Regions from separate parts of the Mus musculus genome. Here region 1 is linked to region 2. A link is a contact called in ENCODE POLR2A ChIA-PET data. All regions are on one chromosome and are shown on one strand. Each heading gives the region's core, a stretch centred on a gene start or an enhancer-like site at or near the end of the contact. The rest is flanking DNA. Distances are from core to core; before and after follow the strand shown. Region 1 holds the start of Spag7 (sperm associated antigen 7). Region 2 holds the start of Med11 (mediator complex subunit 11).

Region 1 (3,634 bases), core at 10-2,509, 220 kb before region 2:
CTATGAACAGAAGCGGTTTCAGCAGAGCCGCCGAGCAGCGGTGCTTATCCAGCAGCACTACCGCTCCTACCGCCGCAGGCCGGGGCCTCCTCACCGGCCCTCAGGCCCCCTTCCTGCTCGAAACAAGTAGGGACCACCCCTTCCTGCCCCTATACAGCCCTCAGTTTACCTCTTTGTTAATGCCCACTACCTCTATCGGCCCTCCAGCCTTTCCCTACAATGGTCTTAAAGTGGGGACTCTTCTTTCCCACCAGGGGCACCTTTCTCACCAAGAAGCAAGACCAGGCAGCCCGGAAAATAATGAGGTTCCTGCGGCGCTGCCGACACAGGTTCTAACCCCATCCTTACCTCTCTGCCCTGACACCTTTTCTGATCCATCAGTCTCCTCTGACTTGGCTCTGTCTCTCCGCAGAATGAGGGAACTGAAGCAGAACCAGGAGCTGGAGGGGCTGCCCCAGCCAGGACTGGCCACCTGACCTCTCCAACGCCTTTCTTCAAAACCCTGGGAGCCCCTTCTGGCTGTCTAAACAAGGAGAGGGCTTTCGGGACTAGGGGAGCCCCCTGTCGGCAGCTCTTCACCCCTTCACCTTTTTGGGAGCCCTTCGTAGAACCCCCGCCCCCAGGCCTTACACGTTTCCTCCCTTCTGGTTGTGCCTCCTCTTTTGGTCTCCGGCTCCAGAAGACCCACGCCCCACATATCTGCATCTTCAGCTGTGACCTCCGGAGCCCTGCCTGCACCTTCTCCATATCCCCGTTCCTGCCTGCACCTGACTCGGACCTTCCTGACTTGCCTTATTTATTTGTTCGAGAGTCTCTGATGAATGTATCCGCCTCGGTCCCCACCGCTGCCTTCGCTGCGCGCGCCCTCGTGTTTCAGGGGTGACTGCCCCCACCTTGACTCCGCATGTTTGCGTCTGTTTCCTCCTTTCCTGGCCCTGTCTTCCCCATCACCCTGACTCTCTGGTCGCCCACGTAGGGGCCAAAGAGGAGGGGGTGTACATAGGATCGCGAGGCGGAGTCCCGCTCCCGTGGGGAGGGGTGTGTACATAACTGTAACATACAGAGTATAGTGAAGAATCTATTTAAGGCGCTGCGCGGCCGGGCGTCTGATTCCCTGGCGCGGCGGGAGCCCCCGGCTGGCTCCACGAGCACTTTCTACTTGTGCATGGGCTTGGTTTATACGAATTGCCATTAAACGTCTCTGCACCAGCTAGCCTCCGGCCTCTCTCTGCTGGGGGCGGGGTAGGAAGGTCGCCACGCAAGTCGCCGGCCTCATCTCGCTGCCTTAAGCGGGGCGGAGCAGCGCGGTTTTTCGCTTCCGACGTGTTTCCGGCCTTAAAGGCATTTCGTCCTTCCCTTTAAGACGCACCGCCCCCTCTCACTCATTCCCAAGATGGCGGACCTACTGGGCTCCATCCTGAGCTCCATGGAGAAACCACCCAGCCTCGGTGACCAGGAGAGTCGGCGCAAGGCCCGAGGTGAGGATCCCAGATTCACAACCGCGTATCTTCGCCCGATTCTTGGGACCACACTCTTCCCTCTTTGAATAATGCCACCTCCTACCCTAACAGACCCCCCACAGGCCACTTCTGAGACCCTCAGAGTCCCTAAAAGGCCTGTCGGCCCGCCCGCTGTCTTTTGCAAACAATGATTGGCTACCTCAGCCTGCCTTCTACCTCCAGTCTCTTCTTCCTATCCTCGCCTTTTACAGTCCTTGTTTGCGATTGGTCAACGGGCCTGCCTGTCTGCTGTTGGTGAGCTCTGATTAGTAGGATGCCTTTCTTCCGATTGGAGGATGTCGTATCCATCGCCTCGGTCCCGCGAATCTCCAGTTCTATTACGATTGAGTTTAGGGCACGCCCATCCACCCGTCTGTTCCCCTCTATTGGCTAGCTCAGCCAAAAGCTCTACCTTTAAAGTGTTACCTTTTCTGACCGACCTCAGCCTCAGCTCCTCCCATTGGTTGGCTGGATCCTCCTATCTTTATGCCCCTTCTTGAGTTGACCCAGTCCCTCATACCTTCCACCGCCCTTTCCTAACTATAGCCTTAAATTCCTGTGCTGCCCAACTAGATCGTGATGTTGATTGGAGAGATGAGAATGCCCCGCAGGCTCCGATTCGCCATCTCTCCTTCCCAGCCCCCGCGCTGAGTAGCTAACCAGAAAGCTCGCTGGGGTTTGGCAGCCAGGGTAGGGTGCGGCCCGAAGTGGCCTGCCCTGTATTGGCTTGGAGCGCATGTGAAGGACTTTATAGAAAGGATAGCCTTAGGTGCATCCAGCTCCCAACCACGTGAGCCTTGGTCGTGGATAAGTCTCCTACCCGCACCTACTACCCATCTGCTCAAAGGAGGCAAGACAGGATGCTTTCAGAATGTTCAAAGACTGTTAAATATCTGTACTCCCTTATTTACAAAACTTGTGAAGCCAAAGATGCTCATCAAGGAGATTATAGACCATGTCTGGGACGTTTATTAATGATCATACGGAATTTTAATAACCAATTAATATACATGTGTAGGAAAGATTAATTGGGAGTCCCAGGCTTGTCTGAAATGAGCCGAGCAACAAAGAATAGGTAACTCAGTAAAGGGAGTGCAGTCTGTTCGAAAGCTATGGGAAAGCAGAGCTTAATAGGAAACAGGAGTTAGAGTTACTTAATGTTCAGCTGAGTAATAGGTGTGCTCCCATCAGCCGTCAGAATAGGAGGCTTTAGCCACTTGCCTCGGGTCTCAGGTTACTAAGCTGAATTTGGAACCCAGATGTGAGCTCGTAGCCTCAGTGTTCTTATGCTACCTCCCAAGATGCAGAAAACACTGGAAAAGCAATCAGAACACAATGAAAGGCCAAGATAGTGAAGTCAGACAGACGAGAGCTTCTAGTTTGTCAGGTCTTGGACTCTGACGTCTAACTGGACAGGTGAGCAGGGTCAACCCTCCAGCAGCTCATAGCCTGGTAAGGGAGACAGGGGGAAAAACAAAACAAAAAACCCCACGTCTTTAGCAGTGAATGTGCTTAGAGCGTAGAGGAAGTCTTGACTCACGGTGAGGATTCAGTGTTTGCTGTGAGAGGAGGAAGAGCATTCCAGAGAGAAGGAGCACGTGCAGAAGCATGGAGTGACTAGAAAACAGGAAGAATTCAGTGCCACTTTGGGGACTCAGTCCTGTGGAAGAAGCAAGCTTGGATTTTGAAACACCAAAAGAAAGGGGAAGGGACATTTGAAGCTGAGGAACAGGAGGAAGATGTGTGCCCAATCACAAGAGGCAGCAACCCCCTACCATGGGAAGCGACAGGCAGGATAAGGAACCAGGTTAAAAGTAGCTGAGCGGGCTGGAGAGATGGCTCACGGTTAAGAGGACAGACTGCTCTTCCTGGGAACCTGAGTTAGATTTGCAGACTCCACATCAGGTTCCTTACAACTGCCTGTAACCCCAGCTCCTGGGGGGAATCTGACATCTCAGATCTCTGTGGGCACTCGGATTCATACATAGACGAATATGCATAGTTAAGATAATAAAAATAAATCTAAGGAAAAAAGGTAGTCTGGTGGCTGGGAATGTTTCTCAGTCAGCGGTGAAACACTTAGCATATGGAAGACCCTAGGTTCAAGTCTCAACACCACATTTGTCAGTCCTCGG
Region 2 (3,649 bases), core at 949-3,448:
CCGGTTCCTGGGGACTTGACAACCCCCTCTGACCTCCACAGACACCATTTATATACGTGGTACACATATACATACAATAACAAAACCATTGTTCATACACATAAAATAAATCTTGGCAAATGTTTTTTTAGAATTAGTGACTTCTGCAGACTCTGGGTCTTTGTCCCTTCAGAACTGCTGATGGTGCCCCCTGGCCATAAGTCTCTCTTGAGACTCCATCAGCTGTTCTCCAACCCCACACTGAAGCCTGGGCTTTCTCACTCCCCTCCTCACAGCCGCCACGCTGATGCTATATAGACTGGGCTGATGCTGTGTAGACAGGACTCGAGTCCTCAGTCTCTTGGAGCCTCATACATATGAGAGAGAGAGCGAGAGAGAGACTCTTAGCTTTATAAAAAAATACAGCTTTTATTATTAAAACACTTAGTTCCTGTTTTGTTTCTTCCAATGAGGAACATAACTTCCCCTTTTGAAGGAGGGTCCCTCTATGTACTTAGCCCAGGTTGGTCTCAAACTACAGCAATCTTCCCACCTCTACTTCCCAAGTACCGGGCCTACAGGTGTGAGCCACTGTGTGTGCTTATAAGAACACATTTATTTTTATTGGGCCAAGTCTTCTGAAACTCCAGGGCAGGGTGCACATGAGGAAGTGGGTTGGGAGTTGACCTCTGACCTCTGTCTGATCTTGCATAGTGGAAAACAGGGCCGTCTTGCTGGAAGAGTCAGAAGAGATGTGTGTACACTGGGGCTTTGGATTCTTCAGTTCTCCTTTCTGCCTTGTGGTCCTCGTCTGCCCTGACCAGTAGGGCACGTGTATGATGCACTGCTCCCCATCCTACGGTCTCTGGTGCAGGGCACACTCTGGATCATCCGAACTCAGTTCTCCAGCATCTGCTCACAGGTTCTCGCCACATCACTAATCTTGAGGCGGGCGTAGTCTACTCGCTTTAGAGCCATTTGACAGTCCTTCCTGGAAGAGTAGCTGGAGCCCTCATGCGGCTGCCCTGTGGCCACCTACAAGTCAGATCAATCAATGGGGTACTGCCTCTCTTTACCACCCACAACCGGGCAGTATTATTTCTCTGGTCTCACATCTTTCCCAAGTTTGATCTACATTAGTTGACTGGTAACTCAGTGTTCTAAGGCAACAACAACAACAACAAAAAAAAAAAAAAAAGAAAAAGCTTAACCACTGTGTGAACCTCATCTATGAAATAGGGACCACAGCGAATACTTCCTAGAGTTTTAGGATATGCCCAGCACACCACAGATGTCAGTAAACAGTAGCAGCTGGAGTAAAGACTCTGGAAGCCTCTTAGCGATGTCTGTCTTCTTAGTCCCCAAGCAAATATGGCCTCACAAGTTTCTGGGAACAACGTTCGGTAGCTTCAGTATTTATTTATTTATTTATTTTTATTTATTTATTTCAGTACCTGGGCCTCTTTATGGTAGGTAAGTGCTCTAACACAGAGCTCCAACTCTCTTTCTGACCTACTGGGTCTGAATTGCCCAGACAAGTTTTGAACTTGTGATCTTCCAGCCTCAGGCACTTAAGTAGCTCAGAATACCGGCCTGTGCCAGCTGGTATGCCTAGGGTATTGTTTATACACCCTAGACATTTTTAATCCTTTCCTTTTAGAGGACTAAACCAGCCCTGAAATGAAAGTACCTATCGCGTAAGAGGCAGTCTTACCTAGCTAAAGCTCAGGGAATCCCCAAGGCTAGGGCGTTGGTTCAGAGCTGGGGTCCCCGCCCAGCACCTTCTAGACACACCCACCTGAGTGAGGTAGCGGATTTGAGCGGATAGCTCTGCCTCCACGTGCTGCACAGAAGTGGTGAAGGCTGCCGCCTGCCGGTCGAGGAGCCGCTCGTTAGTCTTTTCCTTGGACAGTTCCAGGATCGCCGTTCCTGCCAGGGCGGGGAGAGGGCGATGTCAGACCCAGGCTTCAGACTCAGCCCCGCCCTAAGGCTAGCATTCAGGTCCCGCCCCAACTGCACGCAGAGTCCCGGGCTGGTCTTCACCCCTTGCCGTCTGCCCCTCGCTTCCCGAACCTGCGTTCTGGAGGATGGCGCCGATTTCACGCTCGATATCCTCCAGGGCGCGCAGCCGCTCGTTCGCCAGACTGTAGGTAGCCATCGTTCCAGTGGAAAGCCCCACAGGCCGTCTTTTGCGAGGTGTGGCGCCACAGCCCGGAAATGCCTGTTAATGTGCGCCTGCGCAGAGGCCACTGCAGCGAACACTACAATTCCCAGGATGCTCAGCGCGGCCTCGCCCTTCCGAGTCTACCTGGTCTAGTCTGACTGCCAGGGCGCTAATGCCAGGCCAGACAGGGGTGGAAAGAGGCGGTTATTGACTTGTTTTCTGACAGGATCTCAGTTTAGACCAAGTTGGCCTGGAACTCATAGAGATCCTCTGGTGTAATAGGTCTGTCAAAAATGAAGATAGTTTAAAGAGATACTTGTATCTCTTCAGTCTTGACTATCAGAACTTGTCTTCCAGAAAGAGATTTTACACAGTTCTAACAACTTGTCAGACCACTTTACAGGATGAGACTGAAGCCCAGATAATGAATAGTCAGTGATGGGTGTGACCACACACCTTGACTGAGGGTGGGGGTGCGGGTGGGGGTGGGGTACTTAGATGTGCACAACCTTGCTCTATTTAAACTTTGATGTTGCGTTAGCACCCTGAAGACTGACTTGAGGGGGCTTGCCGGATCTCTTTGTCACTCTTCCCAATGTGGCCACATTGGATACGTCTCCTTTTTTAACTTTCCATTTTTAATTGGCTTATTAAAGAAGGGTGGCCAGACATGACTTGGGCACTAGTCTTCCCCTCACCCCCTTCCCCACAAATTGAGTATCACTGCCTCTGCCTCCCTAAATACTGGGATTAAAGATATGAGCCACCACTGAAACAGCCCTGTGGCCCAAAGCCACTCAGACCTCTCTGATTTAGTTAACTGTCTGACTTACTGAATTTATAAGAATTTATTATTAAGCATTGGCCCTGGGCCAGGTGATGACAGTGGGAGTTCAAGTGGGTTCCTCCATACTGGGTAGTCATGGGCTCTTTGGTGGCCAACCTCTCCCAAGGAAAGCATGACATTCTCCGTGCCTAAGGCTTCTTCCTGATCCTGAGCCCAGCTCATTCTCATGTCCTGGTTCCTTCCCTCGACCTTTCTGTCTTTGATTATCAATTAGGTGTGCTAGGCTCTATGGATATAGAGATAAATGAAATGTTCTCTCACTCAATGGTGTTTGTTAGCTTATTTTATTTTATTTGGTTTTTTTGAGACAAGGTTTCTCTTTGTAGCCCTGGTTGTCTTGGAACTTGCTCTGTAGGTCAGGCTGTCCTCGAACTCACCAAGATCCGCCTGCCTCTGTCTCCTGAGTACTGGGATTAAAGGTGTGCATCACCACTGCCCACCAAGATTTATTTATTTAATTTGGTGAGTAAGGGTATTTTGTATCTGTATGTGTGTCTGTGAGTGATGTGCATGCATTGCTCATGGAGGTTAGAGAGGACATTGGATTGTTTAGAACTGGAGCTGTAGGCAGTTTTGAGGTACTGTGTGGTTGCTGGGAATTGAACAGGTTCCTCTGAAAGGGCAGCCATTGCTCTTAACCACTGAGCCATCTCTCCAGC

Evidence for each region. ChIA-PET counts read pairs that join two places held with the same protein, here RNA polymerase II (POLR2A).
Region 1: POLR2A ChIA-PET joins it to region 2 with 13 read pairs in embryonic stem cell. The contact joins the promoter of Spag7 here to the promoter of Med11 in region 2. POLR2A ChIA-PET finds 5 or more read pairs at or near these places in 3 of 5 experiments (Patski and embryonic stem cell).

The regions. Positions count from the first base shown.
Region 1 is chr11:70,667,041-70,670,674 of GRCm38, reverse strand. Spag7 (sperm associated antigen 7) reads left to right here and starts at 1,259. Exons shown (of 7, transcript NM_172561.3): 1 at 1,259-1,478. The coding sequence starts at 1,394. Camta2 (calmodulin binding transcription activator 2) reads left to right here. Exons shown (of 23, transcript NM_001190376.1): 21 at 1-126; 22 at 255-329; 23 at 413-1,212. The coding sequence ends at 476.
Region 2 is chr11:70,450,467-70,454,115 of GRCm38, reverse strand. Med11 (mediator complex subunit 11) reads right to left here and starts at 2,198. Exons shown (of 3, transcript NM_025397.3): 1 at 2,053-2,198; 2 at 1,778-1,908; 3 at 384-1,014. The coding sequence starts at 2,137. The coding sequence ends at 877.